2 separate regions of the Mus musculus genome follow, and region 1 is linked to region 2. Evidence: chromatin loops called from intact Hi-C (ENCODE). Cell type or tissue: heart. All regions are shown on one strand. Links, peaks and the distances in the headings refer to the core of each region. The heading gives the core; the rest is flanking DNA. Region 1 overlaps Kif6 (kinesin family member 6). Region 2 overlaps Daam2 (dishevelled associated activator of morphogenesis 2).

What was found. Hi-C counts contacts between places; a loop is a spot of excess contacts. Peaks named below come from ENCODE experiments on the same cell type or tissue, not always from the same donor. Only the 100,000 strongest peaks of a DNase experiment are listed, where the experiment ranks them.
Region 1: a loop joins it to region 2, with 5 times the contacts of the local background. A loop is called at or near these places in 6 of 42 quality-filtered maps.

What each region holds. Positions count from the first base shown.
Region 1 is chr17:49,847,418-49,855,750 of GRCm38, reverse strand. The region is part of intron 15 of Kif6 (kinesin family member 6); the gene reads right to left. Among named protein-coding and RNA genes, the nearest start is that of Gm16555, 30 kb to the right of the region's middle. In heart, for the core only: a CTCF peak has its summit at 3,305 (motif pointing right); a DNase peak (open chromatin) is centred at 3,440; H3K27ac peaks cover 1,438 bases.
Region 2 is chr17:49,526,943-49,535,275 of GRCm38, reverse strand. All of the region lies in intron 1 of Daam2 (dishevelled associated activator of morphogenesis 2), which reads left to right. Among named protein-coding and RNA genes, the nearest start is that of Gm52301, 22 kb to the left of the region's middle. In heart, for the core only: CTCF peaks have their summits at 3,464 and 4,842; DNase peaks (open chromatin) are centred at 625, 915 and 3,395; H3K27ac peaks cover 232 bases.

The DNA.
Region 1 (8,333 bases), core at 70-8,069, 320 kb before region 2:
AGACGCAGGCCAGGCGAATTGGTGGTACTTAAAATACTGTTCAACTCTCTGTGTGTGTGTGTGTGTGTGTGTGTGTGTGTGTGTGTGTGTGTGCACTTGTCTATGCTGGGGATGGAACCTAGGGCCTCATGCATGCTAGGCAGTTACCATGGAGCCTCATTTTCGGCCTCATTCATATAGTTATTTACTTTACGGGCTTACTGCTTTCTCCCTGTGAATCTGCAAACATAGTGGGCATTTTCTTAGACTTCTTCGCAGACCCAATCTTGTCTTTCATATACACAATCGTTCCTCAGTAATGAGTTTTTATAACACAGGGAGGTACTGCTCCTTCTCGGCTACGGACAGGTGGACTTCTGCACTTAGGATGTGGAGCCAGGCGTTGTGACACCTGCCTGCAAGCCCAGTACTTGGGGAAGCTGAGCAAGGGCTGTGAAATTCTCCATTTCAGACTTCACACTAATGGCCATGCGGTGAGACTCCGTCTCTGAATGGATGGATGAATGAATGAATGAGGGAACTAGGAGACCTGGGTGTCATTCCCAGGGCCCAGAACCTGTTTGCAGTTCTCACAGTAGCAGACACGGGCTTTACTTGTGGACTCCATTTATCCCCAGCTGCCGGGAGGCAGGCATTCTGGGAAGAGGCCTGTTCCAGTGGTCTAACAGGCTCTCCGGGAGACCAGGATCACTGATCTTGGGAGGACTGTAATCTCCAGGCTCAGCTTTCTTCAGGGGAATCTGGATATTTTCTCTGAGGCAAACACAGCCTTACTTGAGATAACAATTTTAGTAAACCTTTTGAAGCTTGCACATATACAGTAAATACCCACCATGGTTTCTGGGGAAGAGTCTAAGAAGGAACTATCTCAAGCATAGGTGCTTTGTGGCAAGACTTATACGTTTGGCTCTGAATTCCGAGTTCTGAAACACAGACTATAGCCAGGCAAGTAAGAGGTTCTCCTCACCCCTAACCTTAACCCTAAGTAGCTATGTGTGCACTCAAGGTTGACGGTGAATTTGATGTGTCAACTTGGCTGGAGGTCGGTACCTAAATGCTTCATCCAACTTGTCTGTATTCTATTGAAATCAACAGACTTTGGGACTGGAGAGATGGCTTGGCAGGGATAACACCTGCTGTGCAAACATGAGGACTTGAATTTGGAGCTCCAGAATGTGTGTAAAAGCTATATGTGGCAGCATGTGTTTGTAAGTCCGGCATTAAAGGGGTGTGTGGAGGCAGAAGAGTCCCCAGAGCTTACTGGTTAGCCAACCTGGCTAAATCCATGAATTCTCGGTACAGTGTAAGCCATGTCCAAAAAAATCGAGAAAGACACCCAACATAGACCTCTGGTCTCCACATGAACATTCATTCATGTGCACACACACACACATATGCACACACAAATATGTGCACATATCATAACACAGAGACAAGTAAGCAGATGCACACAGATAGCCAGTCATGTACACATCACACACACACACACACACACACACACACACACACACACCACACATATACATACACCACACATACACACACACACACACACACCACACATATACATACACCACACACACACACACACACACACACACACACACACACACACACACACACACACACCACACACACACACATACACACACACCACACACATCAGACTTGGAATAAAGCTGATTACTTTCTTTAACTGGCAGTGGTCCTCACCTGATCAGTTGTCAGTTAACGACTTTAAAAAAAGAATGAGAAAATAGACCAAAATGCCCCAAAGGAGAAAAAATTCTGACTCTAGGCCGCCTCTGGACATGAACCGAACTCTGACACCTTTCTGGCCCTCCAGCCTGCAGGCCTGCCCTGCAGAAGTGAATTTTGCAGCCCCTACGATTTTGCAACCTCCTCTTTTAACCCTCTCCTTGTGTCCAGACATCCTCTTGCCTCTTGTTTCTCTGGAGAACATTTTATTATTGTTATTATTTTTACATCCTGACTCCAGTTTCCCTCCCTCCTCTCCTCCAGGCCCCCATCCTAGGTCAGGCTTCTCATGGATATCAACCAAACATGGTATATCAAGTTGCTGTAAGACTAGGCATATCCCTTTGTATTAAGGCTGGACAAGGCAACCCAGTAGGAGGAAAAAGGGTCCCAAAATCTTTCGAAAGAGTCAGAGACAGTCCCCATTCCCTTTGTTAGGAGTCCAAGGAGAGCAAGCTACACAACAGTAACATACACACAGAGGGCCTGTGTTAGTTTAGGCAGGCTCCCTGGTTGTCGTTTCAGTCTCTCTGTGAACCTTTATGAGACTCTTCCATGAGAGGGAGCCCACTCCTGACACCGCCTGGAGTGTCAGGTCACAGAGGCTGGATGCTCAGAGACTTAGGATAGAACCAAACATGACTGGCAAAAAAAATGTCAGTGAAATGATGCCTAATGATACTCTGCTATACTCATAGATTGGTGTCTAATCCGATGGTCATCTATCATCCGATGGAAACAGATGCAGAGACCCACAGGCAAACATTAGGCGGAGCTCAGGGAATCCTGTGGAAGAGGGGAGGGAGGATTGTGGGGGCCACAGGGCTCAAGGAGCCACAAGAAACCCTACAGAATCCAGAGAGCATTTTAATGCAGAGGCCTGCTCCTGTCAGTGCAGTTGCTTCAGCATCTGGGGAAAGGATGCTGGGATGCTGGGTGGGACTTACAGCCCGATCTTGGTCTCACTTTGCATTGGAGTGAAGGCAGTCACAACAATAGGCGAACTTAATGAGATGCCACGAGAAACAGTGACTTCTGCTGGCAACTGCACTCTGTTAACAAACTTTCTGAATAGGCCATAGATGGTTTTGCTTTTTTTTTTTCTTTAAAGGCAGGCCTTGGCTACTCTGGAACTTTCTACAACGACCAGGCTAGCTTTAAGGCACAGGGATCCATCTGTTTCTACCTCTGAGGGCTAGGATTTAAGTCCTATACCACCCTGCCTGGCCGAGTCCATAGTTTTGGAAAATGACTTATGCACCTTCTTGCCAGGGTTAGCGGTCCAGTATCAAGGAGAGAGTGGATATGTCAATAGATGCCTGGGCCCTCACTCCTGTGTGACACGAATCCATCTGGGGTCAGTTAGTGCCCCAAGGGCAGGGCAATGATGGCAGCTCTCCGTGAGCCCCACGCCACTCTCTGGGAGCCTTCTCACAGTTTTTGAGAAATCTGCTAGGCCTCATGAGATGTGGTGGCCAGGGACATTTAGGTTCTTAATCTTTGTAGTGGCTACCAGCAATGCCATCCCCAGAAGCCACTGTACCCAGCAGGTGGCAGCCCTTGCTGCATGGAAGTAGATACAGGAAGTCAGCGAGGGAAAGATTCCAGGCACAAACCCCAGGCTATTTTAGAGGACAGTCCTTTCGGGGACCAGCTGGGGACTTATTTTGAGATGAGTGAACTAATTTCCAGGGGCAAAGCCAGTAGGACTTTGGCCATGGTCTTTTGGGAATAAAAGGAAGGCCAGTTCTGGCTGCTGTGGACTGGCAAGGTCTGAGACATGTGGGAGTCATTGGGAGAAATTTCCTTCAGAGCTGTCACCTCTCCAGGAACAAGAACAGGGTGGCTTCCTGGGGCAAGAAGACCCTGCAAACTGGGAAGGGCACGGCATTCTCTCAAACACAGTTGAGATGATTATATTCCCAACTCGGGCCAAGCCTAACTCACAAAATGCTGAAGAAATGAAATCCTGTTAAATGTGTTCTTTTTCACCCTCCTTAAAAAATATCAAGAGCTAATGTTTTGCAGACAGCTCTCTACTGGCCACGCTGGCCAGGCCTCGTGGGGTCCAAAACCAACACACCTGATCCAGATTTGGTCCACAGCGTTAGGAGGCCAGGGAAGTGGCCAAAGAATTAACAGAGGAATCTCAGGATTGTTCCTTATCCCAGGGGGCATCCAGGGCTTCAACCTGAAATTGTTCTTGATTAGGAGTTGTGTGTAGTGAGGGATGGGTAGTGGGTTGTGCTGAGGGGAGAGAGATGGGGCAGGGAGAGACAGAGAGAAGAGAGACGGAGAGACACAGAGAGTCAGAGACACAGAAAGAGACAGAGACACAGAGAGACAGAGAGAGATGAGAGAAGGGAAAAGCTCACGGTCATCCCAGCCTCTTCTCTAGGGTTTAGAGTGTCCCTGGAGACAGACTGTCTGCTTTCTTCATGAATATTCAGAACCCTTCTCTTCATACCTGTGGGCATCAATGAGGAACATGATGACCTATTTCTAGTGAGAATGTTGTGTTGGGCCCTAGGATGATGCTTGTTGGATAGAATATGCTTGATGTAATGGCTCTCTGTACCACAGGAATGACTGGAATCTGCTTTTGATGGGCCATCAGATAAACGCTAATGGTCCTTTGTGGGGTGTTATTCTAACAATGTGGAGGAAGGGTGTCTTGTGGAATTGTTATTTGCCAGCTGGCTCTCCGGAAACCACCAACTACGCTGATATAAGGGGCAGGTGATGTGTGAGCTACAGCAGCTCAGATGACAGAATGGAGTATCTGGGTAGCAAGCAGGACCCTCATTCCTAACAGTGTCAAGCTACTGAGGACACTCTCACAGGGACCTGTTTGTGACTTCTCGGCTTACTTTAGTTCAGGTTCAGGCTGACACCTCTATATGGTTCTTCTTTCACTTTTGCATATCTAAGTAGTGATGGGGTGTGGAGAACAGCTATTCAGTTAATGTTAGTTTGCTTTCTTCCAGAAACAGATGTGGGTGATTCATTTGGAACACAGCTCCAGAAAACATGGATAAAGAGTATGGGCTACTGAAGCAGGGTAGATAGGCAGCCAATGAAGAGGGCAGCAGCAAGCCACCATCCTCATGGACAACTAGAGTTTCATTCCACCGGTGACAAACTTTACAGCTGTCACCCAGAAGAGGAGAACAGGAATGCATACACACCCACTTCTGGGCATCCTTGGTTGAGGAACCAGCACCAGCCTGCTCTATGTACTTCTCTTGGGAAGGCCAGCATATGCTCTGAGAGCATGGCAGTCACTGGCAGATGACACCATGCCAGTGAGTATACCTATTCCACTAAAGGGGCATGGATGGCTTTGTTTCAAGCTTCACCACAGTTCATATAGTCTCCTACAAAAGAGCGAACTCTCGGCCTGAAGTTAGTGAAGAGAGAAGCAGAGGAAACCAAATATTTTAGACAGTCTTGCCTAATTTCTTAGGGGCCTGGCTGGCGTGTTAGGAGTCTGGTTTGCTTTTAGCTTGGCAGTTGGCAGCCCCAAATTCTGTACTGACTGACCAAAATCTTTTTTTTTAATTGAATATCTTTCATTTATTCTTTGACAATTTCATATACACAAATAATGTACCTTGATCACATCCACTGTGGTGGTTTGAATATGCTTGGCCCATGGGAAGTGCTACTATATTAGAAGGTATGGCTTTGCTGGAGGAAGTGTGTCACCGTGTAGGCGGGTTTTGAGAGTTCCTATTGTGGAAGCTCTGCCCAGTGTGGAAGAGTCAGTCTTCTCCTGGCTGCCTTCAGATTCAAGATGCAGAACTCTCAGCTCCTTCGTCAGCATCATGTCTGCCTGCATGCTGCCATGCTTCCTGCCACAATGATAATGGACTGAACCTCTGGACCTATAAGCCAGCCCCAATTAAACGTTGTCCTTTATAAGAGATGCCTTGGTCATGGTGTCTGTTCACAGCAATGGAAGACCTAATAAAGATATCCACCCCCCAACTCACTTACAATATGTGCCCCTTACCCCTTCATTCTCCTCGCTCCCCAGCCCACTGAGTCCAACTAGGGCTGTCTTCTGGAACGTTGAATGATCCTGCTGGCCTCATCTTGCACAAATACCGTAACTGCAGTGGACTTTTGTCTTAGTTAGGGTTTTACTGCTGTGAACAGACACCATGACCAAGGCAAGTCTTACAAAAACAACATTTAATTGAGGCTGGCTTACAGGTTCAGAGGTTCAGTCCATTATCATCAAGATGGGAGTATGGCAGTATCCAGGCAGGCAGGTATGGCACAAGCAGAGCTGAGAGTTCTACATCTTCATCCAAAGGCTGCTATTGGAAGACTGACTTCCAGGCACCTAGGGTGAGAGTATTAAGCCCATACCCACAGTGACACACCTACTCCAACCAGGTCACACCTATTCCAACAAGGCTACACCTCCAAATGGTGCCACTCCCAGGTGCAAGAATATACAAACCATCACAACTCCTGAATTCATAAACACAGGCTGAGATGATGCTGAGTTCTAAGTCTAGAAAACCTCCTGAGAAGTGACAGGCCAAGGCAGTCTCGCCAAGGGTCTGTATGTCTCAACGAACCTCAGGCTCCTCAGTGGTTCTCAATCTTCCTAATGCTGTGGCCCTTTGGTACGGTGCCACATCTTGTGGTGACCCCCAACCATAAAACTGCTTGTGTTGCTACTTCATAACTGAAATTTTACTAATGTTACATAATGTAAATAGCTGACATGTGACTCCTGTGGAAAAAAAAAGTCATCTGATCCCACAAAGGGGACTTGACTCATAGGTGGATGCTCTTAACCACTGAGCCACCTCGCCAGCTCTCCTCTGTTCCTGCTGTTGTTCTAGATCTCTCACTGGACTGAAGTGAAGCTGGACCCGTCACACTCTTCTCTTGAAGGTGTTGATTATTTTGCAGCCTTCAAGCACGGACCTCAGCTTACGCTAGGTGGCTGGTACAGGTAATTGAGATACTTTATGACTTGGGGTCCCTTGTCTGTGGCTATGCACCATATCCACTTCTGTACCTGCTCCTTCGTTATTTGCATTTGTCATCCGGGTCTCAGGAAGTGAGTGTTCAGGCACAACAATGCTTGCTGAGTGGTTACCACTGTGTTCCAGTGACCTGGAAAACTGTTTCCCAGAGCCTGGCCTCATCTTGTCCTGTCTTTATAAGCCATTTAACAAAACACAACACAAGAGTTACTCAAGGGGGTGGGTGAGATGGCTCCATGGGTAAGGGTACCTGCTACTGAGCTTGGCCTCTCAAGTTTGATTATGGGAGGCACAAGGTAAAAGGAGAGAACTGAATCTTACCAAATTGTCCTCTGGCATTCACATGTGTGTGAGCTGTGGCAGACACTCATTAGCACACAACAGATAGATAGATAGATAGATAGATAGATAGATAGATAAGCAGATAGATAAGTAGACAGACAGATAGACATACTGATAGATCAGATAGATAAATAAATTAAAACAATGAAAAAATTATAAATCATTCAAGTATCATGATTAATGTTTTTGATATAGATTAAATCAACCAAATCAATATACTTGGTGATAAAATTTCCAGTTCAGTAGTGAAGTCATCCAACTCTGGCCTGGCAAACACCTTAACCATCTGTATCATGCTGTTATTTCTTCTTGCAGTGGCTCTTGGCTTTAATGCAAGTGATGGAAATCCACTGTGCCCTTTGATGTGATGTTTCACCAAAAATCTTTGCAGTGTCATTTTTGGGTATAGGGGCAGTGTCGCAGTGAGGAAGAGTAAATTAACTTCCTGATTCTCAATAACTTAGAAACAAACACACACACACACACACACACACACACACACACACACACACACACACCACACAAACCAGGCAAACTAGTGTCACCCCCACCCCTGCACCCTTTTTTTCTCTTTCTTTCTTTCTTTCTTTCTTTCTTTCTTTCTTTCTTTCTTTCTTTCTTTCTTTCTTTCTTTCTTCCTTCCTTCCTTCCTTCCTTCCTTCCTTCCTTCCTTCCTTCCTTTCTTTCTTTCTTTCTTTCTTTCTTTCTTTCTTTCTTTCTTTTGTAAACAGAGAAAAGCAACCATCTAAGTTTCTTTTGAAAATCTTAAGAGCAAAAATTAAAATGAGTTACAGGCTGGAGGAAAACATCTGCTACCTATTCAGTAGACAAAGGCCCCATTTCCAGAGCACACAGAGCTGCTGTGCATCAAAGCACAAACTCCAACCATCTAGGCAGCAAAGAGGACGAGGCCCATGAGAAAGGGCCTGTTAGTTTTGCCAGCTGTTTGGGAAAACGCAAATGAAACAAGGATGCACCACAGTTTTCTCTGCAACTGGCAAGAGCTGATGTCACATGCAAGGACATGTGTGGGAACGTGGGCGCTGCTGTGGACAGAGGGAGTATATGCCAACGAAGCCCCTTGGGTTGGTGACCAAGGAGCTGAGAAAACTAAACGTGGCTGACACTGTTCCTCCCTTTCATGCCACATCTCAATATCTTGCCCCTAAACTCTCACATCTCTATGTGCAAGTGCATGTATTGTTTTTATAGAAAAAAAATGGT
Region 2 (8,333 bases), core at 261-8,260:
AGGAACTGGATGTGGTCGTCAGCACTCCCAGAAAACCCTGTATGTGGTAGTGCATGTTTGCAATACCAGTTCTGGGAAGACAAACACAGGCAGATATATATGTATGTGTATGTGTATGTGTATGTGTGTGTGTGTGTGTGTGTGTGTGTGTGTGTGTATAATGGGATTTACTTTCAATCAGAATGTTTAGTCTTGAGCCAGATAATTTTTGTAGTGCATGGTGGGTAGGAAGCTGACCTGCACATTGTGAAATAACTAGTAGTAACATCTCTATCTTGTATACCAGAGATTATAGAACATTCTGTAGTTGTGACAGTTTAAAACATCTCCAGACATTTACCAGTGTCCACTGGGAGTGTGTGTAGGGATGGGGAGGGGAATGTGACGGAGAAGCACTCCCTGCTGGGAGCCATGGCAAGCTAAATTCTTCCTATAATAAATGGGGCCTGAGGCATCTTATGCTGCCCCAGAGTTTATCTCTGCAGTGTATTTAAGATTAGGGGACAGGATGTATCCACTGATAAGAAAGATATAGGGTGCCTGCTATCTCTGGGTCGCTCTTGACTTCCAAGAAGCAGCCTGTGTGTTGGGCGGATGCAATCCCCACAGGGCTCCACTTAAGCCCTCTGAAGACAGCCTGCTCTGTGTCTAGATCCCTTTCTGGTCCTCTTGACCCTCCTCATGCAGCAAGAAATCCCACGGGGAATGGCCTTTGGTTTGGGTTTATAAATATTCAACAACTCGTTTCTAGTACCAAGTGGTTTTTTTTTTTCTTTTTCTTTTTTTTTTTTTTTTAAACCGTGTTTAACATTCTTGTCCGAGTGGAAAATTTTGTTCTTTGGAAAGCTTCTCATTCCAGATCCAGGTCAGAGTCCCCAGCAGAACTCGGAGAATGTCCTAGGCAAGTTCCGCCATTGAGATTGTACAGTGGTGGCCTTGATACGACTGTGGTTGGATTCTGGCCCAAGACTCCTAGGCCCACAAGACAAACAGAGAAAGAGGCCGTGCAGTTGGAGGAAGGGCTGTGGACTCTGAGATCAAAATCCTTTGATGGGGGACTGGAGAGATGGATCGGTGGTTAAGAGCACTTGCTGGTTTTCCTGAGGGCCTGAGTTCATTTTTCAGTACCCACACTGGGTAGCTCACAACGGCCCGTAACTCCAGCTCCGGTGAATCTGACACCCTCTTTTGTGCCCCAGGGATTCCAGTTCACACAAGGCACAGACAGACATATACCTGTGGTGAGTGACATTCTTGGATGTCTCTACATGATCATATTTCCAATAAGACAACCAGCCTGTCGGTTAGGATGAGGTTGGTTACGTTTGGTTAACGAACAAGCCCCACATTCCAGGGACTTGTGACACAACAAGACATCTAATTCTTACTCATGCTATCAATCTCCTTGTGAATGATGGCAGGGGTCTGCTCATGATATTCACTCAGGAACAGAGACTTCTTAAACAGATGTTACTTTAAAGTGGATGACGGTTATACCCAAGAGACTGATGGCCTGACCTATCTAGAAATGGAGGCTGGGATAGCCTGGCTAGCCCTTCAAGAACACGTGGGCAAATCCCACCTAGAAAGGGAAGAGTTACAAGGTCCTCAAACACCACATTTCCTGTTCCGGTCTCACTTCTGACACTTCTGATCCCGTCAGGGCACCTGTCATAAAGATTAAATGAGACCATGTGTGACCTCATACTGTAAGATCATAGGTGCCCTGATAGGATAAAGACAAGGGTCATGCATTGCCCTAATCTCCAATTAGATCTGGTGCTCAGTGCCCAGGAGAGAAGGTGAACAGAAACTTCTAATTTGCCAATGGAAAGCTCTATGTCTCTGAGGATTCTTGAGTTTGTCAAGCTTCTCTAAAGGAGCCGAGACAATAGAAGCTGCTGTTTACCCATCTGCCTTAGTTAGGGTTTTACTGCTGTGAACAGACACCATGACCAAGGCAACTCTTATGAGGACAACATTTAATCGGGGCTGGCTTACAGGTTCAGAGGTTCAGTCCATTATCATCAAAGTGGGTACATGGCAGCATCCAGGCAAGCACGGTGCATGAGTTGCTGAGAGTTCTACCTCTTCATCTGAAGGCTGCAAGCAGAAGACTGGCTTTCAGGCAGCTAGGATGAGGGTCTTAATGCCCATGCCCAAAGTGAAACACCTACTCCAACAGGGCCACACCCTGGGCTGATCATATACAAACCATCACAAAATCTGTATAGATTTACTTAATAAAATCAGCCTACACAGTGGTGGCTGACTGGAGACCCATAGATGGCTACGTTGAAGCTTTGGTAACCTGCCTTATTCCAAGTCTTCCAATTAGAATGCTGATCCAGTGTAAAAGTCCCCTTGTAGCAACATCTGGACCCGTGTTTGACCCACGTCTGGGCCTATGCATAGCCAAATTGACACACAAAATGAACCATCACAATTTCCAACTTCTACTCTTAGTTTATGGAGCAGAATTAGTCATATGGCTGGACTCAGCTACAAATTAGTCAGGACGTTCTGTCAGCTTGGTGCCTGAACCAAGACTTTATGACTAAGCACCAATAACCAGCATAGACAACTGAACACATTTTGTTAGGTGGGGATGAGGGGACATAGCCATCCGCAGTCTTCGGTGGTATTACCTTCAGCACTTTCTGCTAAGCCAATGTGGAACTCAGCATAGACTTAGATGCACGGGCCCATGTCTTAGGGAGAGCTGCAGGAAGGGATCTGTGAGTCTGTGGCCTGGCCTCCTGGAGGACCAAACACAAATACTGCCATTGAAACCTTCCTCTGCTTTCTATTTGTTAGTTTTTAAATGTGTATGTATGGGTATGTGCATATGTGCACGCATACATTTCACATGCCAGTGGAGGCCAAAGGTTAAGGTACCTTCCTTAAACTTCTTCCAACTTTTTTTTTGAGACAGTGTTTCAGTGAACTTGAGCTTATCCATTCTGCTAGACTAACTAACCAGAGAGCTCTAAGCATCCTCCTGTCTCTGCCTCCTTAGCAACCAGAATTACAGACACAGTTGACTTACATAGCTCATATGTGTGTCTGGGGGATTTGAACTCAGGTCCTCATGCTTGTGGGGCAAGTATGTTACTTACTCATCTGGATCCCCAGGTCTGTCACTGTTCTTTGCATTATCCCATGTTTTCTCTATCTGGTGCTGCATTTGGAATCATCTATACCACTTCTGCCACGAAAGAACCTCCTGCTAATTGATGGAGTTCTGTGACTCCCTTTTAATATCGTCCCAGTCTGTTGTGTCCTTTTTGGATGCAGGGCCAGCTGTCCTTTTGCCACCATCTCATTCTGAGTTTTTGACAAGTCCCTTCCCAGGCTGGGCTCTGGTTTTCCTGGCTCTCTCAAGTGGAGCTGATGCACAACATTCTCGGAAGTCCCTTCTGGTGCTGGCATCGTGTACAGTTGCTCCACACCCTCTCCCAGTGGCAACGCTGCGCACAACTGCCTGCTTGGGTCCAGCTGGAGTTTGGTGACAAAATTTTCCTCCAGGAGGCTTGAAGGATCCTTCTGGGCTCTGCATCAGGCACTAGCAAAGAGATTCTGTGCTACATATCAGCTGGGAAGCTTCATCTCAGCCTGATGTACTTCTGCCTGGCTAAAAGGGAAGCTCACAGCCAAGCTAGGGAGGCATGCAGAGGGCAGGGGCCAGGGATCAGAACAGCCTGGTCTAGCTACAAACAAGGGCAGAGAGCCTAGTCAGCTCTTTGAAGTGCTTTAGCTAAACCAAAGGCCAAAGTCGCAAGGACCCAGACACTGTATCCACCCCTATAACATTTGTATCTGTTGATTCTGATACCTTTCTAAGGCAGCCTGTTAGGAAGTTCAAAAGAGTAACTTTAAGAGTAACTGCTGAAAATATATATGTTCAAACAACAATAACGATGACTGCTACTATTATTATTATAAATTATTTTTATTGTTATTATTACCATCATATTTGCCTTACGCCACAAATTCCTGGTGCTGGATAGATGTCTGGCATAGAAGAGTGTATGGACATGAAATTAATTAAAATCTAGAGTGATGTCAGTTGTAACAGCAAACTCTGGATGTTGCCTTCATCAGTTCAAGTTGCTATAATAAATTGCCAAGGCGGTGACCTTAACAAGCATGCATGGGAGCCCAATTGGCAGGGGGCTGCCAATCTGATATCTGGCGAGGGTTGGTTTCCCAGTTCATTGGTAGCTGTCTTCATACTGTGTCCTTACATGGTACAGTAGCTCTCTGAGATCTCTCTCAGAGGGACATTAATTCCATCTGTGATGGCTCAGCCTTTGAGATCCACTCACCTCCCAAGGCCTTGTCTCTGAGTGAAATCATATTGGGAACTAAGATGAATTTGAGGAAGCCACAGACATTCAGACCACAGTGCACGGCAAAGCCTGGGGCACTGGAGAAGGGAACAGTTGGTTCCTTGTAGTGGGCAGAAGGCTCTATCGTGGCAGGGCTTATCCAGCCTGGTTTTGAAATTGCCCATGTTCTTGAAGGAAGAAGACTGAGTAACCCTGGCAGGCTTGAAATCTCTGATCCTCTTATTGCTGAGTGGGATGTAAAGGAAAGCTGGGAGCAGGGTGGGGTGGGGTGGAGTGGAGTGTAGATAAGATGTTGATGAAGGGTCTCAAACAGCTTAAAGAATGTAGAAAACTAAAAATTCAAATTAGTGAGTTGATACTTTTTATAAAAGCTTTTCATGTCTATTTTGTCTGAAAGCAAATGTGCTTGTTTTAATTTTATTTAAAACCTGCCTCTAGGGGTGGTAGAGAGCTGCTTCAGTGCTATGCGTGCTGCTCTTGCACAGGACCTAAGTTTGGTTTACAGCAGCATTGTTGGGTGGTTCAGTCACCTATAAGTCCGATTCCAAGGGATCAGATGCCCTCTTCTGGCCTTTGTGGGAACTGCACTCAAGAACAGACAGGCACATGCACACACACATGCAAACGGGGGGGGGGGGGGGGGAGAGATACACTTTTTTAAAAAGTCTGAAAACTTGTCTTAAGACCCTTAGGAGAGGAGACTGAAGGCAGCTAGACATTATGATGGAGCAGGGGCTTTTCTTTCACTTAGAATTCACATACTGTCTGCCTCCATCTTCTCTGCCTGATCTCTGCGTTGTTTGAGATACTCGGACAGGAGATATGAGGTGAAACTTTTAGGGTTTTTTTTTCTCTTTATAGAGAATAACTCCCCCTTATCAAATGTAGGTCATGCAGACTATTACAAAGAAGGGGGACAAACTAAAACAAAATAAAGCCAGTTCCATCTTCCATACAGGGTGGGTTTGACTACTGGAGGGTGGGGCATTTCCTTCCAGTGGGCATTGGCAAGCAGGCCCCCTGTGTTGACGGTCACCTGTTCTGAAGCTTAAGCTAATCCTAATGTTTGAGGATGGACATGGGAAGGCTTCCTTGGACTCGTCTAAGACAATGAAAGGCTGACCCCCATCCAGTCTAATCTGGACCTTGACACACTCATTGTCCAAGAGACAGCAATCTACTCTGCTGGGAACCACAGCAACAGTGCCTGGAGGGACTGGTCAGTTCCTACCTTACTTCCTGCCTATAGTGAGCCACTTGGGTTTGCTCTGGGCTATCACATTGCTCTCTAGGTGGGTCCAGTCCTGCACTAAAGCTGGCCTTCACAAAGGGATCTTCCACCTCCACATCCTGTAGTCTGGAGGGCAGATAAGCTTCTCACCTTAGGGACCAGGCTCCTCTCCTCTGTGTGTGTGTGTGTGTGTGTGTGTGTGTGTGTGTGTGTGTGTGTGTGTAAGGCCCAGTGCTGCCCCAGCACTTTCCCCTGAAGGTCGCTGTCTCATCTTCCCTCACTCTTTCTCTCCTTCCAACCTTTCTTCTTTCCCTTGCCCCCTTCCCTTCCCTTTCTTTACTTTCCCTCATTCTCATTTCTTTCCCAGTCCTTCCTTTCTTTCTTATTTCCTTCCTTTCCCTCCCTCCCTCCCTCCCTGCCTGCCTCCTTTCCTCCCTCTCTTTCCTAATTTCCCCTACCCCTCTTCCTTTCCCTTCCTTCCTTTATTCCTTGTGTCTTGCTCATCCAGAATGTTTCAGGAAGACTGTCTCTTTAAGAGAGGCAGCTATGATCTATGCACTCTGAGATTCTGATAGTCAGTCCTGCTTCTCCTGCTGAGCTCTGTTGGGTTGCAACTGGGATCCTCCTGAGCTCAATCTGGGTTCAAAATGTCTAGAGGAAAGAGTCACTTCCAATGATCTGCACGCCCCCGGGAGTCCGTGCCCCCAGGACTCCCTGCCTGAAGCCTTTTGGTAGCTGGGCCTTGGCTTTGGGCCATGGAAGGCTCTTTGTTGATGGTTGAGGTCTGGACCTCAGAAAAGGACATTGGATGTGTTCCGGTGAGTGTGAAAGAAACTTGCTGCCTCCTGCCCCTCGACTGTGGATTTCAGGATGCAGATCTGGGGTTTGTTGTGATTCTTGATGGTGGGATGGGATGGGCAGAGGTGACAGGGAGGGGGTGGGGCTGGGATTCCCTTGCATGTGGGGATAACCTCAGCTCCCCTCCCAGCTGTCATTCTTGAGGCATGAAGTTGAAGTTTGCCATCTGGATCAAGCTAAAGCCGGTCTGAAGACTGGTGATCAGGAGGGGCAGATGGCAACCCTTACTCCTTCAAAATAAAGTGTAGCCAGAGTGGGCTCCTGGGTTCTTTGTGAAAATGCCCTGGAAGGGTATCGTCTCTAGACCCTGGGCAAAGAGCAGAACCTTGTGGATCCGATATCCAGTGAAAGTTGTCTATCTCAGCAGGGGATTTGAGCCAAGTCCTCTTCCTCCTGAGCAAGGGGACAGACCAGGCTTGCTCCCTAAGTCCATGTTGTCCTCTTGGACTGAAGAAAGCTGTCCCTGGACCATAGCACACAGTGCCATAGTGGGAGGTGGCAGATGTGCCAAGGGCAAGGAAGAATGGGGAGCCTGTTACTGCGGAAGCCTGGGAACATGGCCTCAGGCAGAGGCCCCGGTCACCAGAGCTGGCATGGGAACACATGGGCAAAAGGTCCAGGTCCATGCTGGGACAACGGGACTGAGCCAGTACCACATAGTGCAGAGCAGATGGTCCTCTAACCCCACTTCCTGGGGCATGCACACAGGTGAAGCTGACCTCAAATGCCTAGGTATACCTATGCACGCATGCCTGAGGAAGCCTAAGACCTTGGGCCTCCAGTGGACAAGGCAGAACTCAGTAGCAACTTCTGTGCTTCCAAGATCAGGGCTTCTACTTCAGGGAAGGCCTTTGCTGAAATCTTAGCTCTTCTTTGGGCCAGAGTCTGAACAGGGGATTTGCTGAAACAGAATATGCCAGGAAGCCATCTAGATGCTATGAAGATCTGGGTTTCTATTGGGGGTGGGGAGGATAAGGCCATCTCCACAGAGTCACAATGGTCAGTACCATTTATTGTGTACCTTGAAGGCATTGGTGACTATGCCAAGGGCTTATCTACTGTTTAAATGCTGTAGGGATTCGTGTGTGTGTGTGTGTGTGTGTGTGTGTGTGTGTGTGTTCAGTTGCACAATGTATGCATGCCTATGGAGGCCAGAGGTCAGGTACCATCTACCTTATTTATTGAGATCTAGTGTCTCTGTGGCCTGCAATTTGCTGATTATACAAGACTGACTGGTCATGTCTCAGAGACCCTCCTGTCTCCACTTCCATAGCACTGGGGTTAGAGGGACCTTCTACTGTACTCACCAATTGTGTGTCCATAGCACTGGGGTTAGAGGGACCTTCTACTGTACTTGTCACCTGAGTGTGGGTTCCTGGGATTGATGACAAAGGACTGTCTTACGAATCAAGTGATTTTCCCCCCTCCATCCAAAGAAGTTATTTGAGTCATGGATAGTTTTATGAATTTTACAGAAACTGAAGCTCAGAGGTTGAGGATCATGCCTCCTCAGAGATGGAAATTTACAAATGAGACTTGGATATCTTCGCCCACCTATTCTGTCATCCAGCCACTCCCTAATCACCTCATCTATCCACTCCTTCATCTCTCCATCCCCATCCCCTCATCCCCTCATCCCTTCATCCTCTCATCCCCCATCCCCCATTCCCCAATCTATCCATTCCCTAATCACCTTGCCTATCCCCTCATCCCCATTTCCTGATCCATCCACTCCCTAATCACCTTGTCCATCCCCCATCACCCACCCCTCCATTCCCTCATCCCCTCACCCCTCATCCTCTCATCCCTTCATCCCCATTTCCTGATCCATCCATTCCCTGGTCACCTTGTTCATCCCATATCCCCCTACCCCTCTATCCCCTCACCCCCCT